Linked DNA regions of Mus musculus: regions 2 and 3 are each linked to region 1. A link is a loop called in an ENCODE intact Hi-C map of the cell type or tissue named here. Cell type or tissue: heart. All regions are shown on one strand. Each heading gives the region's core, and the rest is flanking DNA. Links, peaks and the distances in the headings are about the cores only.

What was found. A loop is a pair of places that touch in the nucleus more often than their neighbours do. Peaks named below come from ENCODE experiments on the same cell type or tissue, not always from the same donor. Only the 100,000 strongest peaks of a DNase experiment are listed, where the experiment ranks them.
Region 2: it touches region 1 in a loop (5-fold over the local background); 15 of 42 quality-filtered maps call a loop at or near these places.
Region 3: a loop joins it to region 1, with 4 times the contacts of the local background. A loop is called at or near these places in 13 of 42 quality-filtered maps.

What each region holds. Positions count from the first base shown.
Region 1 is chr11:6,472,127-6,482,518 of GRCm38, forward strand. It overlaps Purb (purine rich element binding protein B), which reads right to left and starts at 3,950. Exons shown (of 1, transcript NM_011221.3): 1 at 1-3,950. The coding sequence starts at 3,760. The coding sequence ends at 2,786. In heart, for the core only: a CTCF peak has its summit at 4,051; DNase peaks (open chromatin) are centred at 3,055, 3,555 and 3,975; H3K4me3 peaks cover 3,912 bases; H3K27ac peaks cover 3,788 bases.
Region 2 is chr11:6,623,855-6,634,246 of GRCm38, forward strand. Tbrg4 (transforming growth factor beta regulated gene 4) reads right to left here and starts at 2,213. Exons shown (of 12, transcript NM_134011.3): 1 at 2,111-2,213; 2 at 1,295-1,359; 3 at 1-429. The coding sequence starts at 366. In heart, for the core only: CTCF peaks have their summits at 4,875 (motif pointing right) and 6,038 (motif pointing left); DNase peaks (open chromatin) are centred at 2,237, 4,047 and 4,887; H3K4me3 peaks cover 2,307 bases; H3K27ac peaks cover 2,109 bases.
Region 3 is chr11:6,523,586-6,533,977 of GRCm38, forward strand. It overlaps Snhg15 (small nucleolar RNA host gene 15), which reads right to left and starts at 5,175. Exons shown (of 4, transcript NR_045893.1): 1 at 4,963-5,175; 2 at 4,721-4,789; 3 at 2,770-2,852; 4 at 2,006-2,232. It overlaps LOC115487884 (a small nucleolar RNA gene), which reads right to left and starts at 4,580; the gene lies at 4,448-4,580. In heart, for the core only: a CTCF peak has its summit at 5,321 (motif pointing left); a DNase peak (open chromatin) is centred at 5,256; H3K4me3 peaks cover 3,013 bases; H3K27ac peaks cover 2,674 bases.

The DNA of each region.
Region 1 (10,392 bases), core at 820-8,819:
GATTCTCAAATTGAAATCTAAAGATTTACATATGATATATTACTGTTATATGGTCTAATGACTAAGAAAATTTCTCTGGTAACCAAAGCTGATGCCATATATGGTAGTGTTCTTGGCATATACTCTATATGCCTCAGACCACTTCCACATTCTTTCTATTCAGCTAATTATAGCTTAGTAGCCACTGGTGAAGGATTGTGAAGACCCTGTCATTTCTACAGAATAGAAAGGCAAGGCTAGTTACTGCAATTCAGCCAAATAAAAAGAAAAGAGAAAAACAAAAAACAAAAACCAACCCCTTGAAAAGGAGAGGTACTGCACCTTTGCAAAATTGAACTGGCTCACTGCAGCTGAGCAACAGAACCACTGAAGCAAGAAAACAAGTTGGTCTACACAGGAATAGTACATGATTTCAAAATGAAAACGTTACAGCAATCAATGAAGAGCTGCAACCTTAATTTTCATTGCTGCCTCAGAGTTTGAAACTGTAAACAGTTTCTGCAAACCTAATGCTAGCTTCTCAGCTCCTTTACTAAAAGTAGGAATTTGTTCTCCGCAGCAAAGAAACAAACACTCAAAACACATAGGTAAATACAGCAGGACATTATTGAAAACAGCTGCCTTGTAGTACAAAATACAGTACAAGTATACGGATGTCATTAGAACATCAAAAATACTATTGCTCCCATACAATTTAGGAAACATTCTTTGCAACGGAGAAAAATTTAAAAGAAAAGCATTAAAAAAATCTGTTTAAAAATTCTACTGTGGATGATGAGAGTAGAGAAATAGTCTGTAAGGGCACCAATGTTTGTGGCTCTTCCATTTTTAAGTCTAAGATCAACAATATTCTGAATCAGTCTATTTTTTTTTTCAAAGCCTAATTTTATATACACAAATATTTCCCTCCCTCTCAGCCACAGACACAAAAAATGACCTTTTTGTATATTACTTATTTCCGAATAAATACAAAAAGATTGTATAGATTGAATAATACCAAAATAAGATAATAAAAAGGATATGCAATAAATTAAAAAGGCAGCTCAAATAAAGGGCAGGCATGCAGTTAAAAAAAATACTAAGATAGTGGAGGTGGGGTTACTTGCCTCCTGGTTCTTGAGAAGGTGTCACACAGATACCTGAAAAACTTTGGAAAGAACATTAGCTCCCATTCAATTCAAAGTTGCCTAGGTCTATGACATTTCTAGGAATACCTTTTGATGGGGTGGGATTAACTTGATTAGAAAAATCATTTATACTGAAAATCCATTTAAAATATAGAAGAGGCGATCCTTGAAAACCCCAACTTTTATTCTTGAAAGACAGCTGGATAAACCGGCAAGTGCCAGTTTGTTGAAATTTCAAGATGGTATAAAAATGCTTCCAGGATAGAGTCAGCATTCGCGTTCACTTCAGTCCATTCACAAATGGATTCAGCTTCTACCGGGTGCAACGCTTGAATCATTCATCCATCATTTGCCAACTTTGATTGTGAGGTACTGAATAAGATGGATCAAGTTCTTAAAAATTTATTTTAAAAGAATAAATGATGCTGGAATTCTGGACCTGAGGATCGTCAGTATTTCAATAAATCCACAGATTAAACTGAAGGTAAATTAAGACTTCAGTTCTGTTATTTCCAACTTCTCTGTGAGGATGTCTATTTCATTAAAGCTCAGGCTTGTAGCCACACTGTTCCTTTTTTGCAGATAGTCAAGTTTTAAGGTTTAAAATGCAGCCAGCCAGTGGCTGTAACAGCCGAATTAGCCATAATTCTCTGGTTCATACGGTGGAGCCACTGGGATTCAGCTCCCACTCATGCTAAGCCATTTCTTGGTAAAGACCTCCATACTTAAGAGATCAAGGGAAGAACTTTAATGAGCAGCAACCAATCCACTCAAACAGTCCACTTTGTGCTTTATGCCTGACTTCTTGTGCCCACCTCAGCAATCCCCATTGTAAAAATGCTTTTGTTTTTGAAAAAAAAAATTGCCAACTTTTAAACTATTTTAGTAATGGATTCTAGTTCAAGCTTTGATCTCTGAATTCATTTGCATCCCGGAAAACAATTCTGCAAAGAAAAGACAGGGGCCTTGGTCCAGGTTCCATGCAAAACCATTTTTTTTAAATGGATCTAATTTTCGAATTCTCCAATGGCTTCTTGAATTCTTCTCTTGCCCTGTCCATGATTGTGTAAAGTTGCATTCCTTTTCATAAACCTGTACCCTCAGAACTGGGTAACTGCAAAAGGCCTCTTTCTTCTCAAAGATTCCACTAAGACCTAGATCCAAAATGCTGATTTCGATGGAGGTGAAGGGATAGATGCTGATAGTAGTGAGGCCTGGAGGGATCCTAAGACCAGATTACCCAGGAAGAACACAAATTCAGCTATTCCCAATGCATGAGTCTGGGTAACCCAGGTGTGGTTTTGGTCCCAGACGCTCGAAGATCTATCTATCCCTTCCAGTGTTTTCCTGATGAATTTCCGAACCTCGGTTTTAAACAACAGAAGCTGAGACTCTTGCGCAGGTGAGGAGATGCTGCTCCTCTTTGCAGGTTGCTGGCAGTTCCTTGGAACTTAACTGCTTTTCTCTAATTGTCTGTGACTGTTTTCTTATGGTTATTTCTCTTAACTATATTATTTTATTTTTTTTTTTGTTTTCTTCGTCTGCGGCCTCCCCTGATCCCTCTCCACTAGCTCACTGGGGACGAGAAGGAAAGGGCGCTCTCTAGCCAAGGGGATGGTGGTGGGGTTGGGGGAGGCCGGTACGGGAAGCTGCCTGCTTCAATCCTCATCCACTTCCTCACCCTCCGACTCGTCGCCGCCACCGCTGCCCCCGCCGCGTCGCTCGTAAAGCTTATCCCTCTGTCGCTCCTGGATCTCTTTCATTTCATCTGCATACCGACAGAAGGCGCCTCCAAACTTGCCCCAGGCCTTGAAGGGCACGGTGATGGCATTGCGGTAGGACGGCTTCACCTCGCTCACTCGCAGGAACACCCCGTACTTGTTGCAGCCGACGTCGAAGAAGAAGCGCTTCGAGTCCACGGTGATGGAGGTGCCCTCCGGGAGCTCTCCGTACAGGCCGCCCCCGGGGCCGCCGGCGCCGCCTCCCGGGCCGCCGGCCAGCTCGTCCTCGTCGCCCCCGTAGTCGTCGATGAGCTTGGCGAGCGCGTCGCGGAACTCGATGAGGCCCTGCGCGGGCAGCGCGATGGTCTGGCCGCTCTGCAGGCCGCCGGGCCCGGGCCCCCCGCCGAAGCCGCCGCCGCCGCGGTTCACCGTCTGGCGGATGCGCAGGAAGCGGCCGCGCTGGTTCTCCTTGAGGTCCAGGTAGTACTTGCGGTTCTCGCGCACCAGGAACTCGCTCTTGAGCGCGCGGCGCGGCCCGCCGCCCTCCTCGGCGCCCGCCGCCAGCTGCTCGGGGCTGCTGGGACCCAGCTGCGCGTAGTGCTCGATGAAGTCGCCCAGCGAGTCGCGGAACTCGGCGGCCACCGCCATCGACAGCGTGAGGCGGCTCTTGGAGCCGCCCGCGCCCACCTCGGCGATCTTGAGGAAGCGGCCCTTGGCGTTCTGCTTCACGTCCAGGTAGAAGCGCTTGTTCTGGATGTCCAGCCGCTTCGAGGCCAGCTCCTGCGTCTCCTGCTCGCCGCCCGGCCCGCCACCGCCGCCGCCGCCGCCGCGGGGCGCGGGCTGGAAGCCGCCGGGCCCGCCGCCGCCGCCGCCGCCACCGCCGCGCTCGCTGCCGCTGTCGCCGTCCGCCATCTTCTCGGCCGCCGCCTCGCCGCCGCCGCCCGCTGCGCTCGCGCCCCCGCCCTCCGCCCTGCGGCTCGCGCTCCGGGGCCCCCCAGCCTCGCCCGCCGGCTCCTCACGCGCGCCCGCCGCTCATCGCCGGTCGCCGCCGCCCCCCATCGCCTCCGCGCCCCGCCCCCGCGGCTTCCGTGCGGCACGGCCCGCTTCCGGCGCGCGCCTCCCGTGACGTCACTCCGCCCCGCCCGCCGCCGCCTCCCGGCCGGAAGACCCACACACACCACGCCGGCGGGGCGCAGAGGTGACGTCGCTGGCCGCGCCGGCAAGGCGTTCTGCGGCTACCCCGGGCGAGCCTATGTTTCTGTCCGCTGGTTTTGGGGTCCTCTTTCTTGATGCTTTACTGACGCTCCCGGTTTCAGAGGGTTTAGTGTGTGACTAGATGACTCTGTTGCTTTGGGGCTGTGGGAAGGCAGAACGTTTTGCCGAGAAGCACATGAATTATTCAACAGTGGAGCCAATCACCTCCTGGCGCCTGGGAAAGCAGAGAGACAGGAAAGGGCCAGGGGCTAGGGATCTTTCCAGAGCATACCCCAGTAACCTGTTTTCTCCAGTGAGATCCTACTTCTCACTAATGCTACTAGATTATTAATCCTCAGGGACGAGTACACTGATTAAGTCGGACTCCTAACGATTGGATCTAGCAATCCTTCAGTAAATAAGCCCGTGTTTCTAAAACAAAGAAACCAGAATACCATCTTATTTTATAAACTCCCTGAATGGAGTTCACACAAATAACTTTTGGGTTTTTTTTTTTTTTACAATTGGGTGTTTTTAATGATAGGATCTCACTAAGCTATATTGGCTTAAACTTGAGTTCTTGCATCAGTTTAATATTCGTTAACCAGGTTCCTCTAAAGTGTTGTTTTTTTTTTTTTAAAGATTTATTTATTATTATATGTAAGTACACTGAAGCTGTCTTCAGACACACCAGAAGAGGGAGTCAGATCTTGTTACGGATGGTTGTGAGCCACCATGTGGTTGCTGGGATTTGAACTCTGGACCTTCAGTCGGGTGCTCTTACCCACTGAGCCATCTCTCCAGCCCTAAAGTGTTTTAAATTTGTTTCTGTGTGGCTATACATGTACGTGTATGTGGAGGCCGGAAATAGAGTGTTTGTGTTACTCTCCACCGTATTTTTTGTGAGTGGGTCTCTGGCTGAACTTAGAGCTCACTGAATTGATCTAAACTGGCTGTCAGTGAGCCCTAGGGATCCCCCACCCCCACCCCCTGCTGCACCCTGCTCTTTTATGCAGCTGCTAGGTTTTCAAGCTTGTGTCTTAATGCTTGTGTGATGAGCAGTTAACCGCCCCTCTAGCCTGTATTCTGCCTGATGGGCCAGCTTTGTTATTTTGTTTCCGCTGAAATTTCATTTGCATCTAAGCCTAGAGTCTTCTCTTGTAATTTTTTAGTAAGGACATATTTTTGAGTGGTTTTATGGTTTGATTTTTAAGTATAGGACTATGTTTATCTGAAATATATCATGATGTCTGGGATGAAGTAAAGAATCTAAGGAATTTCCTTCAAATGACTAACCCATTGTCCCAGTACTATGTATTGGGTAATCCTTGGAGGATAGATGTTAACAGGTGGAGATAGGGTAGGTTATTTTGGGCAGAGGAACATATGTCTCCAGATGGTGAGTTGTGCAGTTTGGCTGGGGCCTAGGGTCTGTGAACAGTGGAACTGGGCGCAGCTGTTCTCTGGTGGCTAGGAGAGATCCTTGATTCAGTGGACAGGGGCCACCATAAACTGTATAAACAGGAGTCATTTTCTAGTTTTGTACTTTTTTTTAAAAGATTTATTTATTTATTATATGTAAGTACTCTGTAGCTGTCTTCAGACACACCAGAAGAGGGCATCAGGTCTCATTACAGGTGGTTGTGAGCCACCATGTGTTTACTGGGGATTTGAACTCAGGACTTTGGAAGGGCAGTCAATGCTCTTATCCACTGAGCCATCTCACCAGCTCCCTAGTTTTGTACTTCAAGAAAGTGACCCAGGGCAAAGGAGAGTGTGGGTGGTCTACAGTGAGACCCAGCACAAACTCTTGATTATAAGCAGTGACTATGTTGTAAAACAGGCCCACATTTTCAGACTCTTAGTGGCTGGGCAGTGCTGGTTGGGGAGTGGGGAGACTGTGGTCTTTGGGTCAGAATATTACAACTATATGGAGACAAGAGGGAAAAAAAAAAGTAGGTGGTAATTGGAGCTGAGGGCTCTGGTGATCAGAGAATGAGAATAATGCTAGCAGATAAGCCTGGTCAGGGGCTTGGGCTCTTTAATAACCCAGCACCAAACTTAGACTTCACAAAACCTCAGATGTTGCAGGTGTTAGATACTCCCCCACCCTCATCCCTGAGAACATGGAACCAATGAAAAGTGGGACTTTACTGTGTTTTTTTGAATATCAGTTATTTTCTTCAGTTTCTTTCTTCTTGGTGGACTTAAAGTCTTGCCTTTCAGCAAATTGAGGGTATGTGAAATAGATCTGTTGACCGTTTGAGATGCTGGCTGGATACTCCTGGGCAAATGTAACAATGGTCAGTCTAGTATTGGGCTGGGTGATAAAGATGAGGCTTAGAAACTGCCAGCAGACAGGAAAGCTGGACACCACTTTCCTTGGGGGTGGGAGCAATCACATAAAGCAAGGGACAGGTGAACAACATGGGACGAGAGCAAAGGTGATGCCTGGATGACTGGAGGTCCTGTGACGTTAATACTGAGTTACACATGAACTTCCCCCATCAGACTGCACCACAGGACACACTGCTCAAATCCTCCTATTCTAAATACGGTTTCCTTAGCCCTATTGCACACTGTAACGGGGTTGGGGGGGACATGGAAGGCAGATGTCAAAGCACTCAGCAGTAAACGTGGGCAGGAAGTGTGGGTGGAGGAGCCACATGGACAGGGCAGGAAAGGAAGGGAATGGTCAAAGGGCACAGGCCTTGGGCTCTAGAGCAGTGGTTTCCAATCTCCCGAACGCTGTGACCCTTGAATACAGTTTCTTATATTCGGAGACACACAACCATAAAATTATTTTTTGTTATTTCATAACTAATTTTGGTATGAGCTGTAATATCTGATGTGCAGGATATCTGATACACAACCCCTGTAAGAGGGTTGCTTTGACACCCTCACACACACACAAGGGACCAAGTCCCACAGGTTGAGAACAAATGCTCTAGAGAGACCTGAGTAGCATGAAGGTTGAAGAAGGGAGGAACATGGAGACTCACCCATAATCTCATGTGAAGCCTGGAGCAATCACAGGACATGGACATTTGGGAAAGGGATGGGGTAGAAAATGAGAAGTATCTGCTGCCTTCTTGAAAACTAGGAGAGAAGAAACAGCACTGGGGCTTCAGGTGGACCAGGTAGACCTTGAAGCAGCCTGCCCCGAGGCCACATGCTAACTTGGCTGGCACTGAGGGGTGGTGAGAGGAATCTGGATAGAAGCCTGCAGAGCAGCCCTTGACATCCAGGGAGGAGGCCGAGGAGACAGAAGTAGGTGTTTTGGATACATACACTCTGAAGTGGAGGCTGGACTCTGGGAAGCAGAGTGGGAGGCTGAGGTGGTGGGCCAAAAGAAAGAGCCATGGATGGGTAGTTTTGAAAGAGCCACACTTTGGCAGGAGCTGGGCCAGGAAAGAGAGGAAGAGACCATATATTATAGGGAGTGCACAGTCTTGGCCTCCTCCTCACCCCATTTTTCCTTTTAAACTTGAAATTTAAATAAATAATACTTGCAATGGCCTGAATATGGTAAAGTGTCTGTATAGTCTTGGTCCCTGGCCATCGCATAACACTAGGTGTGGTGGTCTAACCCTTTAACCTAAGTACTTAGGTCAGACGCAGGAGCAGCCTGGGGGCTCTTTGGCTGGCCAATTTAGCAGAACAAGTGAACTCTCATGTGACAAGAGACTCTCAGAAATAAAATAGAAAGTAATGATGGAAAACGTTCCAATACCCACCTCTGGCCTCCATGTCTGCAGGCATGGATAACACACCCACGTCCACTCATGCACACACATATAGCACACATTGTAGCACACTAGCTGTAAGAGTAGTAGCCTTCACACAAATCCACCGGAAGGAATAGTAAGTAACATGTCTGGTCTTTCTCTCATCGCTATCTTGCTCTCCATCTTTCTATGCCTGTTCCTTTCCATTTCTCCATGTCTGTATTTTTCCTTGCCTCTGTCTTTCTTTGTGTTTAGATTTCCTTCTGAGCTGTTTGGAGGTAAGCTAGTATTCCCATTCACTGCAACATTTCTGTGTCTGTTTACCAGAATAAGGACAATTTTAGCTAACTGGAGCACCGTGATCAAACCCAAGAAATTAGCTCAGCCACGCCTGCCGTTAGCCCATCTGCAGACCCAAGAAGACTGTGCCAAGTGTCCAGACTGCACCCTCTGCAGCATGCAGAACCCTACCGGATTCAGGTCACGGAGTCTGCTCTCCTTACTCTGTGGCTGGCCGGCTCTGGGCTCTGTTATTCACATCAGCAGCACTTTGAAGTCTGAAAGCTGGTTATCCTGTAGATAGATCACTCTACTCTGGGTTTAAAGGCGCTTTTGGCCACACTCTGGAACCATTTGCTGCCCTGACCCTTCCAACTTCCCACAGTGCATTCAAGGTTGCCCATGTGCCAGCCAGCCTGTGCCCTAAAGCTAGAAGGAGGGGGAAGAGATGGTTACAGGTCAGTGTCGTCAGGGCAGGGGCTGGCAGGAGGATGTGGGGCCCCACAAAATGGTTTGTGACTGTATCTAAAGTGGAATCATGTTTAACTCCAAGGCCCTGTGCTCTGAGCTGCTTGTAAGCTGCAATTCCCTGGTCTTTTTTTGCCCTTTCCCATTTTCGATAAAAGCAGATCAGGGGAAAGCAGTGAAGGCTTCCAAAGTAACCTGTGCATGTACTGCCAGGAGGGCAGGGCAGCCCACGTCCCAGGCCAGGCCTCCCGTGCTGCAGACACTGCTAGCTTCACAATTGTGGGCCAAATGTACTGTTCAGGGCTCCATGGCGATCTTGGATTCCTGTGACTGAAGGCAAGTTTGTGAACCGTATTCACAGTCCATAGTTACTGCCTCACCCTCTGTGCAGTAGTTGTGCCACTATTTATACTTGTTTTCTGTGAGGTGGAAAATGAATTCCTCGCATGAGCACTGGGTTTTAGGAAGCATAGTTTCTCAGCCTCTGGGCTTAGCAGTCAGCTGTGGCACCTCTTGTCATGAGGCTTCTGTCACACTTGAAAGGCTGGGATACCACATGAAGCACAGCTGCCTCCAGTGCCCAGGATGCACGTGCTGTGACCCAGAGCCTTTCCACAACCCGACTTCCCAGCGCCTAGCACCGAGTGACTTTCTTCACTCTGTAGATCACTCCTACTCCTCACCCACAGATGAAGATGCTCATGTGCCTCTCACAAAGCTACCGGAGAACGCTATGGCTCGGTAGCCATATGGCTCCTTATGGGTAGGTCTGGCTTATCCGCAGTCAAGACCACTGTCTGTTGTTGATGTTATTCATGGAACTTACTCAGCTTCCTCCATAAATCTGACTCCTAGAAAGAAAATTGTTATTTTTTTAGCTAATGTTGAGTTTTGAGAACATATAAATGAAACCCAGATACACTTTTATCCTTCTTGGATACATATTTGTTGAAGAAAAAAAAAAGCTGAAACTTCAAATGGGATGAAAGATCTTGGCATGCGACAGTCAGAGAGACTGTTAGATGGGAAGAGACAGGTGTGGGAGGTGAGGGGAAGGGTGCACACACAGCCCTGATGGGACACCCTCTTCTCTCATGGGCTTCTGCCAACAGCTGACTCTACAGAGCCTCCACGTAGACTCCCAGCTGCCAGCCAGCCTCGGCTGAAGCCAGCTGTTGTGTCCACAAAGCCTCCAGTTAGGAGTCTCATCCCAGCTGTTGTGGGGAACAGGTTTGCCCTTTCCAGGCACACTATAGGTCACTTGTGGGTCTTCTGCAGAGCCGGCCAACAGCCCATCTGCTCTGGCTCCTCACTCACCCGGAGAGGCCCAGTCCTCCCCTTGTCCACTGGCAACCCCCATTTCCTGGAGATTCTGTCTCCCCTGAACCTTCCAGAAGGCCTGTTGGCTTTGAATCAGGCCCCTGCCTGGTTACTCCGTCTGCCCTTCTGCTTGATTAGAGCAAGGGTCTCCCACAGGCTGGATGATGTTCAAGTCTGTACTGAGCACGAGGAAAGCCATGTGGCAAGGGAGAGGGTTCCTGGGGTCACTGAAAAGGATGGTAGCCTGCACAGTACTTACAGTCTTTAACAGTGTCTTTAGCTGAAGGAAGGGAGTAAGACATTTAATAATTGCAAATTTGGTGGATGCTTTCTCTAATTTTTCAAGGTTTGATTTTACTCTATAGCTCAAGATGACCTTGAATTTTTGGTCCCCTTACCTTCAAGGCACAATGTCTTCAAGGTTTGTCCCTGTTGGTTACATGCTGCAGATTTGCATTTCTTTCTAAGACTGACTCACTGAGCATGTGTGGTGTGTGACACTGTCTTTTCACTCGTCCATCTATGAGAATTTAAGTTTTGTGGATAATGCTGCTG
Region 2 (10,392 bases), core at 1,028-9,027, 150 kb after region 1:
ATCCTCTGCAAGCAAGGCCTTTTCCTTTGGCTTCTCAGACAGCAGGTAGGACAGGCGGATGAGGATGAGGGCCGCGTGATTGTGGTGCAGGCTATGGTCAGAACCCAGCAGCTCCAGCAGCTGCTCTGGTCTGGAGGCTTTCTCAATGAGGAAGTCCAGCTCTTGGTGCTCTGGGTACGGAGTAAACACCTGCTCTTTCCCCAACAGCTCCGCCAAGGAGCCCGAGGAGGGGGAACTGACAGAGGACGTCAAAGTCTTGCAGGACACTCCAGCAAGTCTCAGTCGGCCAACTGGGGCAACAGTAGGAACTAGGCGGGTAGCCTCTCGAAGCAGGCAGGTACACCGCTTCATCAGGCGAACGGCCATGATGCTGGGCGCAGGGAAGAGGGAGGGAGGGAGGGAAGACTCCTAGTAGGTGACTCCGAAGTCCTGAAAAGAAAACGGAGTATTACAGGACACCATGACAACGGCAGGAAGACCCAGCGATTCTAAACAACTGCCCTCAATCATTACAGCCATTACATATGAGACAGCACTTTCTGAAGCATAAGTCTCGGGAGCTTCTGCTTCAGGAGAGAGTGGTCAGATAGCACAGCTCGGCATTCAGCCCCGGACGCACCAGGCCTGGTTGTACTTTCAAACTCTCCAGGTCCTCCTCAATGCTTCCTTCATGCAAATCTGGGCACGTTTCTAATTTTAAAGGAATCCAGGATCAAAAAATTATTGGCTTAAATATTCTAAGTCGAACGATTCTTCCAGATAACCAAAATTCAGTCCCTAGCATCCTCATTGAGGGACTCACAACTGCCTGTAACTCCAGCTCCAGGGACCTGACTCTCTCCCGGGCTGTGTGCCTGCATGTGTCCCCGTGTTCACTTATATACATAGAAAGAAACAAGACTACAATTACTTTACATAGCTAAGGATGACCTTGAACTTCTCTATTCCTCTTGCGGCCACCTCCCAAGTGCTAACATTAAAGATAGCCAATCACTCCTGGTTTATTCAGTGCCGAAGATCAAATCTAGGCCTTTATGTGAGCTAGACAAGCAGTTCCAACTGAGTCACACCCCAGAACCCTTAAAGCAAAACTCACAAATTGAATCGATCACCGCAAACAAGCCCTAACACCACCCAGAGTCACCACCTTGCCAATCTTAATCCAACCCCTACAATACAGGCTCTGTTCCAACTACACTTCACACTTTTATCTCACAATGCAAAACTGGCTACTGCGTTCTCTGCCAATCACAGGGCACGGCATTGCCTTTTTCTAAGTCCTGCAAAATGTTACCTTTTTCGAGAACACGCTACATAACCACATGACGTTTCTTTCGGCAAGTCTGCCAGTCTTGTTCCCTAAGGTGAGATAGAACCAAATGAGACAAGTTACTGGACTTTGCTTCAACTAAAGGAGAAAACACCTCAATTTTTTCTGCTTCCGGGATTCGGGTATATAGCTAGCTTAATTTTACTGTTATGTGAACACATTACTGCAGCTGTAAAAAGATTAGCTTAATTATACTTACACGGAAATAAAATATGGTTCAGAAGGGGGACATCTGCCCAAACCCAATATCCATCACTTACTGAACCCAGACAGTAAAGAAGCGCTGGAGAGCCGGGCGTGGTGGTGCACGCCTTTAATCCCAGCACTTTGGAGGCAGAGGCAGGTGGATTTCTGAGTTCGAGGCCAGCCTGGTCTACAGAGTGAGTTCCAGGACAGCCAGGGCTACACAGAGAAACCCTGTCTCAAAAAACCAAAAAAAAAAAAAAAAAAAAAAAAAAAAAGCACTGGCAAACTACCGATTTTCAAGACCTGCGACTAAGTAAATATCGACCCTGAAACCTAAAATGCAGAAACACGAAAAGTGACTGGCAGGGGACGCCAAGGGTCACTGCGGGCAGCGGAGCTTCCCGGGATAGGCCTCGTGTCTACCGCGGGCCGAGGAGCGCGTGCGCAATCGCAGCCCGGAACCGAATTTGCAACCGAACAGCGCCCTTGGGGCACGGTGTCGAGAGTCCCTTTCCTGGCTCCCCCCACAACAGCCCCGCCGGTCCTTACTAACTGCTGCCCTTCCCAGCCACGCTTCCCGTCTCGGATACCCACGTTCAGAAACCCGGTCTCTCCAGGACGCCAGACTGCGGCGGCGATCACCCTCACTGACCTCCATCAGCCTACGGCCTCCACGCGGCCTGGCGCGCTCACTGACGTCACTGGCGCGCCGCCGGAAGCTAGGTGGCCCAGTGCTCCCGGACGGAGGCCACGCCCTCCGCCCCTTCCGCAGTCGCCATCTTTGTTGCGCTCAGGCTTCCGGTACTGGGAAGTGTAGTGAGATCCTGGTCGTGGGAAACGTAGACGGGAAGGAGAGGGTGAATTCTACACGGCAGGGCACGTCGGGCCAGAGTCTCCTACTTGTGCGGAGTTTGGGTAGCGACTCTGATGTCAGCCCGTTCTGCCCCACTCCCTTGGGCCTTTCACAGGTCCTGTAGGAGAGGCGTGAGTTGGGACCGCCGTGTTGACTTTGGGGTTCGGGGCGGGAAGGCATTGCCAGGTGTCGGGTAATTACAGAGAAGCGAGTTGTAGCTCCAGCTGAAGGTCTTTTCGGAAATGCAAGCAGTTTGTCTAGATTAAACAAGTAAAGGACATACCGTATACAACGGCACACCGATAAATTGCTGTAATCTCAGTAATGGAGGCAGGAGGCCGAGGGCTAGCCTGTACTACTGTGGAGGCCCTGCATCAAGAAGCAGAATAGCCGGGCGTGGTGGCACACACCTTAAAACCCCAGCCAGGAGACAGGAAAAAGGATCTTTGAGGTCGTGGCTAGCTTGGTCTACATACCAAGTTTAGGACAGCCGGGACGACCTGGAGAAGGCCCTGCCTTAGCGCACGGCAGGACTGAGGAGATAGTACAAAATGCTGGGTAGGATGGTTGGGAGGTGAGTTTTCCCAGTAATCCCAGTGCTAGGAAACCACAGACGGCATCTCTGGGACAAAGGTGTATGTGTGCATGAAGAGATCACAGGAAAACTTGGGGAAATTTGTTTCTTCCAATCATGTGGGATCTGGGAATTGAACTCACAGTCAAGTGGCCCCTAAACTAACTGTCTGTTTTCCTAGACAGCGTTTCTCCTTGTAGCCTTGGCTGTTTTGGAACTCGCTGTGTAGACCAGGCTGGTCTTGAACTCACAGAGATCCCCCTCCTTCTGCCTCTGGAGTGCAGGACAAAAGACATGCCCCACCCCCACCCCCAGGTCCCCACTAAGTTATCCTGCTGGCCCTAATTTTGTAGAAAGGAAAATTTAACTTAAAATTTTCCTTGAAAAATCTTTATGTTTGTAAGAGTGTATTACTTCTCTCCTTTGTGGCTAAAATCAAGCGTAAACGCTGGTTCTTGTTAATAAAAGATTGCTGAATTATCCAGGGAAGCTTCTCTTGCTTTAGCCTTACAGTAGCTAGCATTATATTGCCACACTAGCTTTACCTTGGTGGTTCTTGTTTAAGAGTCTCATGCTGAATTCAAAATTTAGCTCAAAAAGGTCAGAGATAATATAGATATAAAACTCCTAAGGGGAAACACATTTTTACTATCTTGGATTAAACAGTAGTTTCTTAGTAGGAAACCAAAAGCAAAAATGACAAAAAGGAAAAACAAACAAACAAAACAAAGATAAAATGGACCAGAAAGGAAATGAAGGGTTGCAGTGGTGGACATACCACCACAGCCAGCTGAGAATGTATAAAATTCTTAGTGCTGGGACTGTTGTCTTGGAGGCCTACTGCCTCTGTTTGCTAAATAGGCCTAGTCCTGGAAGCTTCTAGCCTCTGTAGAATCTTATCTAGGCCTAGAATGTTTTCAGCCTCTGAGACTTGTTGCTGAATAAGCTCACCCTTTCTAGCTTCTTTTGAGCTGGTCAACTCAGCTGTTCTGGCTCAAAACTCCTCTCCACACTCTCCACACTCTCCACACTGACTGATTCAAGCTGGCTTCTTTCTTGGCCTCTTGACTGTTTTGCTTGAACTCCTACTAACTTTGGCAATCTGTTGTAATCTTCTGGGTCCTCATTCTCTGGCTCCTGTCTTCACTTGTGTCTAATTTATTCACTCGGCAATCTGCCTCTGTACAACTGTCGCAGTAAAACCGCTTCCTTCCTTTTCTCTGCGCTGCCCCTCAAGTAGCTTCCCTTTCCTCTTGTGAGAGTTGGGCAGATCATATTCTGTCAGATCCTTCTCTGATTCTTCACTTCACCTGCCACTCAATTAGGTAGACATCACTTTCAAACATGGGTGCTTCCTTCTACAAACTTACTTTACTGTCATTGTTTGGGATTAGAGCTGTGTGCTAAGAGCTGCCACAACTACAAACAGGTTTTCCAGTAAGTAACACAGTCTTAGGGTTCACAGTGTGATCAGATATTCTGTAACAGTGAAAGGCTGGAGCCTCTGAAGACAGCACCTCCACTCAAGGCTCCTTAAAGCTGTGAGCCACCCTCATCTCATGCCTATACCTCGCCACAGTTCCTGGAACCAACCCCAGGCTAGACCAGGTGCCAGAGGCCTTGTAGCCCCAGGACTATGGCAGCTAGAAGTATGGGAATGGGTTCATTTTCTCTGCCAATTAAATAATTAAGTAGGAAAGATGTGTTATTGGGGATCTTGGGGAACCCCAGGAGAGCCATTCTATGGCGCCTAGGGAATCAGGGTTCTTCCTTAGGGTTATTAATAAAATAATTTAGGACATACACACAAATGGAAGCCTAGGACAGTTAGAGTTCAAAAAGAAAACCCCGGGGCCGGTCAGCCATAAACCTCAAAGCTGCCTGGGGACTGGAGAATAGCCCTGCAGCTTGAGCTGGGCAGTTCACAGGTTAGCCACCGGGTGGCAGGCATCCATGTGGCCGGGAGCTAGAGCCATGCAGCTCAGATAGGGTCAGCCACCATGTTTGTCAGGCAACCTTGTGCTGGGGAGTAGAGCTTTAGGAAAGGAGCAAGGAACCCCAAAGTGTTAGGGGATTTAAGATGGACTTTGGCCAATGTCTTTGTTAGGTTGCTATCACTGTGATAAAAACCATAGCCAAAGCAACTTGTGGTTTACTTGACTCACATCACACATCATCATCAAAGAAAGGACAGGAGCTCAAGGCAGAAACTGGAGCAGAGGCCATTGCTAGGGTTGGTCTTGTGCAAGATATGCTTAGATGCTGCTGAGTTCTGTGACCAGGATCAGGTTGTAATCTGGACATGGGCATTGTATTGACCAACGTGCTGTAAAGAATGCTTTTTTTTTTTAAGATTTATTTATTTAATGTATATGAGTACACTGTAGTTGTCTTCAGACACACCAGAAGAGGGCATCAAACTCCATTACAGATGGTTGAGAGCCACCATGTGGTTGCTGGGAATTGAACTCAGGACCTCTGGAAGAGCAGTCGGTGCTCTTAACCACTGAGCCATCTCCCCAGCCCCAAGAATGCTTCTTAAGGCTTACCCTGACTCTGTTGCCTGCCTGTGGATATTGTTCCCCTAACTGGGTTGCCTCATCTGGCCTCAGTGGGGAGGAGGTGCCTAGTCCTGCAGTGACTTGAGGGAATGGAAGAAGGACCACTGGTCCTAACGTGAATGGTGTGGATGCTGAAACTGAACTGGCCTTGAGCTCCATGCACAGGTGACCTGCTGAGCCACCTGAGCACACAGTAGCCAGCAGAGCTACTGCACCTCCTCACCTCAGACCCAAAAGGCATAGTCAGGAAGCAGAGAGAAATGAATGTTGATGGTCAGCTATATTTTTTATTTTTTTTTTGCAGGGTGGGGGGAGAGGGTTAGAGACAGTCTTTAGAGCAGTCCTGGCTGCCCTGGAGCTCACTGGCTGGCCTCAGACTCAGAGATCCTCCTGCCTCTGCCTTTTGCATGATGTAATTAAAGATGTGTGTGAGATGGCTCAGAGGTTAAGAGAACTGGCTGCTCTTCCACAGGTCCTAAGTTCAATTCCTGCAACTACATGGTGGCTCACAACCATCTATAAGGGAACTGGTGCCCTCTTCTGGCCTGAGGGTGTATATGCATCAGAGCAGTCATACTTTAAATTAATAATAATAATAATAATAATAATAATATGTGTGCCACCATGCCTGGCTTTGACTTTCTTCTCTTTATTTATTTTGGTATTCCAGTCCCCAGAATGGTGTTCTCCACCCCTTCCCTCCCATTCACATGGGTCTTTTCTCCTTGTTAAAGTCATCTAGAAACATCTTTTTTTTTTTCAGTGTATGAGAAGAACAATTTTTTTTTTGTTCTTTTACCAAATTTGTGTTTTTCTATTTGACAGATATCTATACTTTTTCTGAGTCCCAAATGGAAGTGAAATTATTTCTCTTCCTTCTTTCTTTCCTTCCTTCCTTTTAAAAATTATTTACTTATTTTATGTATGTGAGTACACTGTAGCTGTCTTCAAACAGAAGAGGGCATCAGATCTCATTACAGATGGTTGTAAGCCACCATGTGGTTGCTGGGAATTGAACTCAGGACCTCTGGAAGAGCAGTCAGTTCTCTTAACTGCTGAGCCATCTCACCAGCCCAGAACAATTATTTTTTATTGGATGTTTCCTTTATTTACATTTCAAATGTTAATATCCCCTTTCCTGATTTTCCCTCCCCAAACCCCCTATCCCATTCCCCTTCCCCCTGCTCACAAACCTACCCATACCCACTTCCTGGCCCTGGCATTTCCCTATACTGGGGCATAGAGTCCTCACAGGACTAAGGGCCTCTCCTCCCATTGATGACTGACTAGGCCATCCTCTGACACATATGCAGCTGGAGCCATGAGTCCCACCATGTGTACTCTTTGGTTGGTGGTTTAGTCCCAGGGAGCTCTGGGGGTACTGGTTGGTTCATATTGTTCCTCCTATGGGGCTGCAAACCCCTTCAGCTCCTTGGATCCTTTCTCTAGCTCCTTCATTGGGGACCCTGTGCTCAGTCCAATGGAAGGCTGTGAGCATCCACTTGTGTATTTGTCAGGCACTGGCAGAGCCTCTCATGAGACAGCTCTATCACGCTCCTGTCAGCAAGCAGTCTAGAAACATCTTAATCAGCACACCTTTGCCTCCCAAGTGCTGGGATTAAAGGCCACCACTGCCTGGTATCTTTTTTTTTCTAATGATTTATTTATTTTATATATGTGAGTATACTGTCACGGTCTTCAGACACATCAGAAGAGGGCATCAGATTCCATTATAGATGGTTGTGAGCCACCATGTGGTTGCTGGGAATTGAACTCAGACTCCTGGAAGAACAACCAGTGCTCTTAACCACTGAGCCATCTCTCCAGCTCCTCCATGCTGATTCTAAATTCAGTCAAATTAACAATTAAAATTAATCTTCCCAGTATTTGGCCCTTAAGATGGCAAAGCCATGTGACCTTCCCTTTATTATGACTGGTAGGAGGCAAGAAAGGAGAGACATGAACAAATATCTACTCAGCCCAGATAGGGAACCAATGATGGATCACAGTAAGAGACTGCCAAAGTCCAGCTTGATGAAACAATGAGTGTTCTTTGGGTTACTCATAGCAGTATGAGTGAAGGTGTCTTAGTTACTTTCCTATTGCGGTGATAAGCCACTATGATCAAGACAACATACAGAAAGAGTTTATTGAGAGTTTACTGTTTCAGAGGGTTAAAGTCCATGACCATCATGACAAGGAGCATGGAAGTAAGCAGGCTTGGCACTGAAGCAGTAGCTGAAGGTTTGCATCTTGATCCACAGTAGGAGGCAGAGAGAGAAAGAACCTACACTGGGAATAGCATGGACTTTTGAAACCTTGGTGACACATCTCCAAAAGGTCACAGCCCCTAGTCCTTCCCAAAGAGTTCCACCGGCTGATGACCATGCATCCAAGCACAGGAACCTATGGGGCCGTTCTCATTCACACCACCACAGAGGGTTACTTACAGGAGCAGAAGTGACTCGAGACGACTTAACTACCGAAGCCCACCCTAGTGTGAGCAACGGCTCATGAAAACTGGGAACCTGGAGCATACTGTGCAGCAGGTAGGCAGCTCCATGGGCTGGGGAGGGTCCTTTACAAGTAGCTTGCTGGTCTGAGTTTTTTTCCATATGGCTTACTGGCCCAAGAGTGTCTTTCAGCAGTTTTTACTGCTTATATACATTTGAGGAAGGAGGAGCCTAGCACATGTGATCAGTTTCAGAAACTTCCTGAAAGTTTTGTGTTGTTTACTTCCTGAGTTTTAACTAGCTTCTCTGCAGGATGGAGCTTTTGAGTTTTAGCTGGCACCCCTTTTTAGAAAATCCCATGACTTTCTAGGATTCTCTCCAAGATGGAGGATTTTTGTCTCAGGGGAAATTGCTATAAAACACTACCCTAGTCTGATCCAGTTCATTTGAGATGCAGCCAAATCATAGCTTCAGATGGGTGTAAGAAATATTGTTTTGTGTTTTTCTACCCAGGTAGCTAGCCTAACAAGGACCCATATTTCCCAAGTCCCCTCCTCCCTCTTTATACCCATTAGCTAATTGCGTCAAATGTCAATCCCATCAGTTATGAAGTTGAGCTCCCACCAACGGGAAGAAACACAGTCACCATTTACATCAGAGATGAGAGCTGGAGGCCATTTTGGCTAAGAGTGCTGCTTTCTAGCCTGGTTTGGCTTCTGATGCATGCTTCTTTTTGCAGAAAAGAAATTGCCTTGCCCGTGCTGACTTCCTTTTGCTTTTTTCATGTGCTTCTTTGTGTGACAAGATGTTTATCTTCCCAGCATAGAGACTTGAAAGGGTGGTTTCCATAGCTTCAAATGGGGACTGATCATATGGGAACTTCTGCAGGTTCAGATGGGCTGGTCACCACAAAGACCAGGCACAGGATTAGTGTGGGCTGGACCTCCCAGATCAACTCATGACCTCCAGGTACGAGAGAGGGGATGGTGGCTGAATTCAGTCACCGACAGTCAGTAGTTTAATCGATCATGATTATGTAATGAAACTTCCTAAAAGCTCTGGACTTGAATGATGAGGAAGATTTCTGGTGTGCCTGGTGGGTGTCTGTCCCATAGGGACATTCCTGCATCTTCCACCCCTTGGCCCCTCCTTACTTCTCTTCATCTGTGTGGGGTTTTGAATAAGAGTGGTCCCCTTAGGCTCAAAGATTTAAATGTGTGGCCATTAGGGATTGGGAGGTATAGCCTCATTGTTGGAAGAAATGTGTTACTAGGGGTGGCCTTTGGGATTTCAAAAGCCCAAGCCAGGCCCAGTGGCACCCTCTCTTCATGCTGCCTGTGGGCTCTGATGTAGAACTTGCAGCTCCTTTTCCAGCACCACATCTGCCTATGTGTCATCAGGCTTCCATCTTGATGATGATGGACCAAACCTCTGAAAATATAAGCCAATTAAATGTAAGCCCCAATTAAATTAAATTAAAATCTTATAAGAGTTGTCATGGCCATGGTGTCTCTTTATGGCCATAGGTCATCGAGTAAGACAATCTGGCTACTCTTGATCTCTGTCCTTCATGACCCTTTATAAGCTCAGTGCTTGAAGTGCTTTTATGAGTTATTCTAACGGCTTATTTAACTTGAAGGTATTTCTGGAGTAATTAGTGTCAAGGCCTGGGCTCTGGCAGTCCTAACAAGCCAGGCTGAGCCACCTGCCCTCAGCACACCAATTAACGATCATTTAGTAGTTACAAGCTGAGGAACAAATAAAGAGGCCCATTGATTCCCTAGCTCCATCTTTGAGGTCCTGGGTGAGGTTTAGACTTACATAGGGGACAAGAGGCATACACAGCTGAGCAGCCCTGGGCAAGATGTGGTCCCGCCCATCACTGACCTGACATTGTCTCTTCTCCAATCTATCCAAAGGTAAGGTGGTCTGGTAAGCTGTCAGCATATGTGAACTCTCCTCTTGGGAAGTTTGCATTGCTGTGATAATGACCATGATCAAAAGCTACTTGTGGTGAGGAAAGGGCTTATTACAGTTACAGTTGTAGTCCATTTTGAAGGGCAGGAATTCAGAGCAGGAACTGAAGCAGAGACCATGCGGGAACTTTACTGGCTTGCTCACCCTGACTTGTTTCGCCTAGTTTTATTTACTTATTTTCTAATATACCTACAGGGCTACCTGCCCAGGGATGGCACCACCCACAGTGACCTGGGTTCTCCCACACCAATGACTAATCAAGACAATGTCCTACATGTCTACAAGCCAATCTGAGGGAATCTCAAACGAGGTTCCCTCTCCCTGGGTGACCTTGGCTTGGGTCAAGTTGACAGAAAAACAAAACAAAAATAAAAACAAATAACCAGCACCAGAGACAGATTTCTCCTGACTGGACAGAGCTTCCGCCCTTTGATTCTCCCAGAGTGAGAATGTCTCAG
Region 3 (10,392 bases), core at 1,073-9,072, 52 kb after region 1:
CTGTTCTTTACATGCAGTTTTGCCATAAAACTTCCCCATAAAATTGAACACACAGCGTGCTGTGTGTGTGTGTAGTGTTAAGTGTGTGTGTAATTTGAGTGCTATCTTCATGCACACCAGAAGAGGGAATCAGATCCCAATACTCATGACCGTGAGTCACCACATGACTGCTGGGCAGTAAACTCAGGATCTCTGGAAGATCAGTCAAGTGTTCTGAACTGCCATCTCTGCCATTTAACCTAGTTTTTTTTTTTTTTAAGTATACTGTAGCTGTCTTCAGACTCTCCAGTAGAGGGAGTCAGATCTCATTATGGATGGTTGTGAGCCACACCATGTGGTTGCTGGGGTTTGAACTCAGGACCTTCAAAAGAGCAGTCAGTGCTCTTAGCCACTGAGCCATCTCTCCAGTCCCATTTTACCTAGTTTTAAAGTTTGTATGTGTGTGTGTGTGATGTGCATTTGGGGTACAGGAATAGATGGTCTCTTGTTAGGGTAGTTTTTGCTGTGTCTAATATGGATGTGTGTGGGGGGGGGGGGCATCTCTGGGCACTGTTCCATTCACTAAGTCAGTAGTAATGAAAACTCACCGTACCTCCAATGACCAACTTTGCCAGGCCTTGCCCACTACATTTCCTAACAATACCTATGTAAGCTAACCCGTGGGCAGTAAGCTAACCATGGACAGACCATACTTTTAGACTGAATAGCTGACATTCAGGGGAATATCCCACACTTGGTTTCCTTTTTTTTTCTTATAGATTTATGTGAGCACACTGTAGCTGTCTTTAGACATACCAGAAGAGGGTATCAGATGTCATTACAGATGGTTGTAAGCCACCATGTGGTTGCTGGGAATTGAACTAGGACCTTTGGAAGAACTGTCAGTGCTCTTAACCCTCTTAATGCTAAGCCATCTCAATCAGTTCAATTGACTTCCTATTTTTTTTTTTTTTGTTGTTGTTTTTTTCAAGACAGGGTTTCTCTGTATAACCTTGGCTGTCCTGGCACTCACTTAGTAGACCAGGCTGGCTTCGAACTTAGAAATCTGCCTGCCTCTGCCTCCCAAGTGCTCGGATTAAAGGCGTGAGCCATCACCGCCTCCATCTGTATGCATTGGTGCCCAGGGAGGCTAGATAGAAGAGGGTGTCAGATCCCCAGGAGGAAGTTTCAATCTGCTGAGCTTTCATATGGGTGCTAGGAAGCCTAAGCAGCAGCCTTGCCTGTCCTGTAACTCACTTTGCAAACCAGACTAGTCTCAAATTCATGGGCGATCTGCCTGCTTTTCCAGTGCGGAGTTTAAAGGCGTGCCCAGCCAGGGTAAATTATGTACCCTGGGATGGGAAGAGACAGGGATGGATGCCAGGTATCTTCTAGAACTGCAGTTACAACTGTCTGATACAGGTACTGGAAGCACAAACCCTTGACTGCTACACCCTCGATTCTATCAGCCAAGGGCAGATCCTCAGGATCTCACAGTACAGTCCCCCTGTACCTCACCCCCAACTTAGCCTTAATGGGACAACTCCAGCACCCCTCCTCCATCCAATCAAGTGCAAGTTCCAAATGGTCATTAAAAGTATACAAGCAGGCATGATGTAGGTGGCACACGGAATCACCTGCATGTACTTGAGAATGGAAAGGCACCGTGGTTTACCTGGGCTGCCACCAGTGTTTTTAGCACATGTAATGTATAAACAGGCTAAGACAAGTCATGGATAAAATCACATCTACTTTCTTTTTGAAGCAGGGTCCTTTGTAACCCAGGCCAGCCTGATCTTCTTGCCTCTGATGTATTCTGATTAGCAGGTGTGCTTTTCTCTAGCCTGCTACAATACCCATGGTTTATTCTATTCAAATGTCAGACAATAGGCCAGCTGGGCTCCTTATTCAAGAGCTGAAGGAGTCTGGGAGGAGGACAAACATAGAATCAAGCTCAGGCCAAGAACCAGAAACTTGGGATTCTTCTAGAATCCAACAAGAGGACTTCAAACCCGATCAACACAGCTGGAGTCTCATTTCTATTTATTAATTTACTTATTTACTTCATATATGTCAGTACACCATCACTGTCTTCAGACACACCAGAGGAGGGCATCGGATCCCCATTACAGATAATTGTGAGCCACCATGTGGTTGCTGGGAATTGAACTCAGGACCTCTGGAAGAGCAGTCAGTGCTTTTAACAGTTGAGTCATCTCTCTCTCTCCAGCTCTGGAGTCTCCATTTCTGCATCTGCAAAGATTAGAAACATCAAGTTACGCTGTGAAGAAGAGGCACCATCATGAGACTAAGGGTTGCTGTACATGGCCACTGCCATGAGGGGCAGTGGCATAGCCCAACTTGTGTTTGAGCCCCGACTGCACCCCCAGTGAGCCAATAGGCCCATTGGTCCCTTCTGTAGCAGCCCACTCCATCTAGAATCACGACTTCCTCATGGACACTATGCTGAAATCAAACCAGAGGCAAATGCCATCTACAAGAATCTAACCCAGGAGTCTAACCTTTCTGAGATTTAATCACATGACTTATAATATGGAAAGGTCACAGGTTTCTCATTGTCTTTAAATACACTTTAACCAGATGACTGAGTCATGGACAACTACTAAGTCAGACAGAAGTAGAGCCCGAGCTTCCTGGCACAGGCTGGTAATTCAAACTCTAGGGAGGTAGAAACATGAGTTAAGGAGTTCAAAGCCATCACTGGCTGCATAGCAACTTTGAGGCCAGCCTAATTCCTGATGTGACCTGAGTGTCTTCTTGCATCCTCACCTCTTTGGTGGAAGTTCCACGAAACAGCCTGATGGTCTCTGAAGTGCTATCAAGTCTCTTCTAGCTCCAGCACCTTAGGTTTCCTAGACCGAAGGAAGAGTCAGTGAGCCAAATGCATTAACACTAAGCTGGCAACTGTCCACGTACCATTTACCCCACAGCTTCCATACCAAGAACAGGACATTTCCCTTCAACACAACTCAGTCATGACTGGCACTCCAGAAAAGAACACAGGCTGTAGGACTAGAGATGCCTGCTATCAAAGGAGAAAACCAATTCCTGCAAGCTGTTCTCTGACCTTGATGTTCTATGCCATCCATTGGCCCATACCTACCCATGGACACGCACACAAAAGAAGTACAATTAAAGGTTTGAGTTAAGGGGCTGGAGATAGATAGCTCAGCAGTTATCACTGACTGCTCTTCTAGAAGTCCTGAACTCAGCAACCACGTGGTGGCTCAGAACCATCTGTAATGGGATCTGATGCCCTCTTCTGGTGTGTCTGAAGTCAGTGACAGTGCACTCACATATGTGACATTGAAAGAACTCAGTGGGGAAACCCCCACTCAGCTCCCGATTCGGCGTGCACCCAAGAATCACGAATAGAACACAACACCTTGATGTAACAACAAGAGGTTTTTTTAATGGCGGAGCTCCGGGTCGAAACGTATCTCACATAACAGGAGACAGTGGATTCGACCACGAGGCTTGGAAGCTAGGGGTTTTTATAGAAAAGGAGTGGGGCTGGGGGAGGAATTGGCGCGGTTTCACATCAGCAGCCTGTAACATTTAACTTAGGTCAGAGGGGTGGGAGCTAGGGAGGCGATGGGCTTGCCCGGGCATGTCCTGGTCTGTTCTGCTATGTTCTCAGCCCCAGGTTTCAAAGCTCAGAAACAACTCTTTGGGCTATTTAACATACATTACATGAATTACAGTTTTATTCCCTTTCAACATAAAGATTTGAAATGAGGGCCTGGTGTGGTAACACACACCCTTAATCCCAGTACCTGGGATTCCTTCCTTTTGCCGGGAGGCTTTCCTTAGGTATTGGCACAGCAGCCAGATTTCTACCATCTGCAGGCTCTCTGCCTTTTAAGAACCAGGCCTAAGGCCCGGTGTGGTGGCACACGTCTTTAATCCCAGCACTCGGGAGGTAGAGGCAGATGGATTTCTGAGTTCCAGGCCAGCCTGGTCTACAAAGTGAGTTCCAGGACAGCCAGGGCTACACAGAGAAACCTTGTCTCGAGAAAAGAAAAAAAAAAAAAGAAAAATAAGGCCTAGAGCCCAAATGGAACCAAAACCACGTGTCACCACACCTGGGGTTTTACTTCAACACCGGAGACCCAACTCTGGTACTCCTGCTGTATTTTGTAACTGTTTTAAGGATTTACTACTTTGTACTAACTCTGGAGCACAGAAAAATATTCAGCTGGGTGTAGCCTTACACACCTTTAATCCCAGCACTCAGGAGGCAGAGGTGAGTGGATCTGTTTTGAGTTCCAGGACAGCAAGAACTACAGAGAAACCTTGCCTCAAAACAAAACCAACAAGAAATGACTTATTTGCCTCTGCACCATGTGCAGAACTATCCCACACAGTTAAACAAAACAAAAAACCCAAAGTGCAGCATTGCAAATCTTACCGGCTTGTAATTTATCCACGTGGCAGGTGTCTGCCATATTGTCTGAAATTTCTATAACCTTGCTCTGGAGAGGGCAGGGCAAGGCCTCAAACCACTTCAAAATTGTTCTGGCAAGCACTGTAGGAATGCACAGGGTCACTGCAGACCCAAGCACGCTGGAGGCTTGCTAAGTATATCACTCCAATCCTGCACGACCCATACTGCAGTCTCCCAGTCCCCAGAAGTCTAGGGGAGAGAATTAGTCCTGAAAATGAATTCAAGATACGGAGTTTGGCTTCACCGGCCACCGAGCTTCCACAACTGACTTACCAGGACATGTCCCAAAGCTCGGTCATCCCTTCCACGCTGTAGGGCCACCCACAGGGCCTCGATGTCCACCTAGGAGGGGAGAAAAGACAGATTCAGCGCAGCCAGTGCGTATCACCCAGTTCTAGCCCCTCCGAACGTTCTCTCGTAAAAGGAAAAAAAAATCTCTTGAGGGAAGACTCTGCTTGCTTGGGCGGAACTAGCTGGGGTTGGAAAGGAATCCCCCAGAAACAGGCCTAACTCACCCGGTGGCACGTGTCTCCCCAGGGCAAACGTCCCTGCTCCACCGCAGGCTGATCTCCTGCCACCGAGCTCAGCCATCTCTACCTGGACTCGGAATAGCCCTGCACGGCGCCTGTGCCCTGATGACGGAAGATAAGGTGAGGGCCGCAGCACATGCTAGGAAGGACCCGCCAGCCATGGCTGCCAGCTGAGGACGCTCACGTGTGCTTAAAGTTACGGTCACAGCAGCGAGCCGCGCACGCGTAACGTCACCACGCAGCCCCGCCCAAAGCCGCGTGCGCGGGCTCCAAGACACTGACGTCAGCGCCCCTGGGGCGTGGCCTCGAGCGCGGGTTTAACCCGCTCCCCCAGCTGGCCGGTCCTGGTAGTGGCGGTTGATCGAATGCGGACCTCAGACTCAGGGATTGCCTTCTGCATCCTATCCTTTTAGTAATCCGGGTGCCAAAGCTGGGGCCTGGAACCGGAGGTAGCCCTGGCTGAGAAACACGTGGACGCTGGGCCCTGGGATGGACCAACACAACAACAACCAACAACAAAGTGATGTGAATGGACCAGAAAGTGAGAGGGGGCAGGAAAGAAAACCTCGGTCAGCATTTTTATTTTCTTTATTTTTTGTTTGTTTTGTTTTTCGAGACAAGTTTCTCAGTGAAGGCCTGGCTGTCCAGGAACTCTGTAGAACAGGCTGGCCTCGAACTCAGATCCACCTGCTTCTGCCTCCACAGTGTTAAGATTAAAGGCGTGGGACACCACTGCCCATCTTTTCCTTTCTTTTAAAAACATATGTCTGCCCTTTCTTCACCTTCCAACATGGACTTCTTCACGAATTTGCTGCAGAAACAAGCACCACAAGAAGCACGAGTCTTTGTAATAGTTAACAAAGCTTATGGCCACACTCAGATCAGAAGTCACCGGAGAACCATTCCCAAGCCCAGGGCCTTGAGCTTGCAAATGCTCTACTGTCACATCCTCAGCCCTTTCTTGAATTTTTCTTTCTCTCTTTTATTCCCCCCTCTTTTTAGAGGTTGGGTGGCTTAGTTCTCATTAAATTTCTAGTGACACAAACCACAGGCTCATAACTGAAAAGGAGCTAAGACTTTATTTTTGGCCCAGGAAGGTAGATCGGCAGCGAAAGGCTCTTGCCACTAAGCCTAAATTTGAATCTCAGAAACTATAAGGTGGAAGGAAAGGGGACTTCATCAAATTGTTTGCCCACTCCACTTGTAGGCTGTGTGTATGTGCATGCTTACGTGTCACACATACAAACACACACAAATGTAACAATAAAAATTACAAAGAGTTTATAATTGGTGCTGTAGAGATGGCTCAGTAGTTAAAAGCACTTGCCACTCTTACACAGAGCCCAGATTCAATTCCCAGCGTCCACATGGTGATGACAACTATCCTTAACTGCAGTTCCAGGGATCTGCACATTCAAGTAGCTGGGATTACAATCCGGGCTCACCAGGCCCAGCTGGGAGTCATCTTTTCTGAATGTAGTTGTCAGAGGACTTGAGGCTCCAACTTTCAATGCTTTAATGACAAGAGTTTGTTCCTTGACTCCAAATTGCAAAACCTGCCTGTTTGGGGCCAACACGATGGCTCACTGGGTAAAGAAAGGCACTTGACACAGAGCCTGATGACCTGAGTTTGACCCCTGGCACACTTGTGGTAGGAGAGGAGCAAGTCCCACAAGTTGTTCTTTGAACTCCGTGCATGTGCACGCATTAAATAACTATAATTAAAAAAATTAGGGGCTGGTGAGATGGCTCAGCGGGTAAGAGCACCCGACTGCTCTTCCGAAGGTTCGAAGTTCAAATCCCAGCAACCACATGGTGGCTCACAACCACCCATAATGAGATCTGACTCCTTCTTCTGGAGTGTCTGAAGACAGCTACAGTGTACTTACATATAATAAATAAATCTTTAAAAAAAAAAAAAACTTTAAAAAAAATTAGGGGCTGGTGAGATGGCTCAGTGGGTAAGAGCACCCGACTGCTCTTCCGAAGGTTCGAAGTTCAAATCCCAGCAACCACATGGTGGCTTACAACCACCCATAATGAGATCTGACTCCTTCTTCTGGAGTGTCTGAAGACAGCTACAGTGTACTTACATATAATAAATAAATAAATAAATCTTTAAAAAAAATTAATCCCTACTTGTGTTATTAAATTTTTAAAAACATATTTTATGTGTATATGTCTTAGGGTTTCTATCCCTGTCATAAAACACCATGACCAAAGCCAACGTGGGGAGGGACAGGCTTATTTCACTTACAGTTTCATATGACAGTTCATTATCAAAAGCAGCAAGGACAGGAACTCAAGCAGGTCCCGGACCTGGGGGGCAGAGCTGACCCAAGGGCTATGGAGGGGTACAGCTGACTGCCTTGCTCATCGAGGCATGCTCAGCTTGCTTTCTTACAAAAAGCAGGCTTATAGGACCACCAGTCTAGGGATGGCCCCACCCACAGTGGGATGGACACTTCCCCCATCAATCATTCATTAAGAAAATGCCCTACAGCCAGAGCCAGATTTTTTTTTTTTTTTTTTTTTTGAGACAGGGTTTCTCTGTATAGCTCTGGCTGTCCTGGAACTCACTTTGTAGACCGGGCTGGCCTTGAACTCAGAAATCTGCCTGCCTCTGCCTCCCAAGTGCTGAGATTAAAGGCGTGAGCCACCACGCCCGGCTCTACAGCCAGATCTTATGGTGACATTTTCTCAATTTAGATTCCCTCCTTTCAAATAACTCTGGCTTGTGTCAGAGTTAAATCACAGTATGGGTGTTTTGCCTGCATGTATGTCTGTGTGTGTGTGTGTGCATGTGTGTGTTTGTGCATGTATGTCTGTGTATGTGTGAGGTGTGTGTGTGAGTGTGTGTGTGGTGTATGTGTGTGAGTGTGTGGTGGTGTGTGTGTGTATGTGAGTGTGTGTTGGGAGCCGCCCCCACATTCGCCGTCACAAGATGGCGCTGACATCCTGTGTTCTAAGTGGTAAACAAATAATCTGCGCATGAGCCAAGGGTATTTTATGACTACTTGTACTCTACCTTTCCCGTGAACGTCAGCTCGGCCATGGGCTGCAGCCAATCAGGGAGTGATGCGTCCTAGGCGAAATATAACGCTCCTAAAAAAGGGGACGGGGTTTCCGCCATTCTCTCTCGCTGGCATCTCTCTGGCTCTGCGCGCCCTGCGCTCTCTCGCTGCCTAAAGATGTAAACAATAGAGCACGCTCTGCGCCCCGGCGCGCCAGAGCTCTGGCTCCTAAAATTATTGAAGGGGCTTTCGTTTTGGGGGCTGGGCGCTGGGCGCTTGCCCTCCTGGCTCCCAAAGATGTAAGCAATAAAGTTTTGCCGCAGAAGATTTTGGTTTGTTGCGTCTTTCCTGGCCGGGCGTGAGAACGCGATTAAGAATTGGTGCTGAAATCCGGGACGAGAAATTCCGGGACGAGAAAAAATCCGGGAAGAAAAAACCCGGGAGGAAACTCGGGACGGGAGCTTCACCGGCGCAAGGAAGATCCCTCATTCCAGAACCAGAACTGCGGGTCGCGGTAATAAAGGTTCCCGTAAAGCAGACTGTTAAGAAGGATTCAACTGCATGAATTCAGAACTTTTCAGCTGGGGAACGGCGGTAACCCGTAAGTATAGCTTTACGAGGTACGCCTGGCCTTGAACTTTCTAAGGAAATTCAAGACAGTCTATCAGAAGTAAAGTGGAAAATAGCTTTATAAGGTATGTTTGGCCTTGAACTTTCTCTAGTGTTAGAAGCCCTTTTGTTCCTTTTCACATGTTATCAAGTGGTTAAGGCAGGGCGGATTCTAGATGAAATTCAGGACAATCTATCAGAAGTAAAGCGGGGAGAGAGAGTAGGAGCAAAGAGAAAATATGGTACACAAAATAAGCATACAGGCCTTTCCACGGGTCTTGAACCCGAGGAAAAGTTTAGGTCAGGTAAGAATACCTGGGGAGAGATTAGAAGGAAGGAGAAGGAAAAAGAAAAGAAAAAAGATCAATCAGCGGAGGCTTCTAGGAGAAGGAGCCTCTACTCATCACTAGGTGAGCTCAAGGAGCCAGTTTTTAATAGTTCTGAATCAGATGAAAAGGCTATTAGGGCCTGGAAGGCGCTCTCCCGAGCAGGTGAAGCCACTGGACAATAATGACAGAGGCAGGCTCTTGCAGCCTACAAGGTCTTATTGTCCACCCTGGAGTTGTAGATCAGGATTGTAAAGGGGAACTTCAGGTTCTCTGTTCTTGTCCTCAAGTTGTCTTTTCTATATCACAAGGGGACAAAATAGCTCAACTAATAATTTTGCCAAGCCTACATGGCTGTTTTTTCTTCCTCTGATATTCCTAGAGCTGCCAGAGGGATTGGTTCTACTAGAAATGATTCTGATTACTTAATAATGCCTTTAGATTGTTGTCAAATTTTATCTACTCACGTAGGGGTAAACCCTCGTGGCGCCAGGCCATTACAGGTCTGACAAATGGATGTCACGCATATTTCCTCCTTTGAGAGAAATCAATATTTACATGTTTAGAAGAAACCCACTTAAAAATGGGATTGTGGTATATACTGATGGATCAAAAACTGGCATAGGTGCCTATGTGGCTAATGGTAAAGTGGTATCCAAACAATATAATGAAAATTCACCTCAAGTGGTAGAATGTTTAGTGGTTTTAGAAGTTTTAAAAACCTTTTTAGAACCCCTTAATATTGTGTCAGATTCCTGTTATGTGGTTAATGCAGTAAATCTTTTAGAAGTGGCTGGAGTGATTAAGCCTTCCAGTAGAGTTGCCAATATTTTTCAGCAGATACAATTAGTTTTGTTATCTAGAAGATCTCCTGTTTATATTACTCATGTTAGAGCCCATTCAGGCCTACCTGGCCCCATGGCTCTGGGAAATGATTTGGCAGATAAGGCCACTAAAGTGGTGGCTGCTGCCCTATCATCCCCGGTAGAGGCTGCAAGAAATTTTCATAACAATTTTCATGTGACGGCTGAAACATTACGCAGTCGTTTCTCCTTGACAAGAAAAGAAGCCCGTGACATTGTTACTCAATGTCAAAGCTGCTGTGAGTTCTTGCCAGTTCCTCATGTGGGAATTAACCCACGCGGTATTCGACCTCTACAGGTCTGGCAAATGGATGTTACACATGTTTCTTCCTTTGGAAAACTTCAATATCTCCATGTGTCCATTGACACATGTTCTGGCATCATGTTTGCCTCTCCGTTAACCGGAGAAAAAGCCTCACATGTGATTCAACATTGCCTTGAGGCATGGAGTGCTTTGGGGGAAACCCAAACTCCTCAAGACTGATAATGGATCAGCTTATACGTCTCAAAAATTTCAGCAGTTCTGCCGTCAGATGGACGTAACCCACCTGACTGGACTTCCATACAACCCTCAAGGACAGGGTATTGTTGAGCGTGCGCATC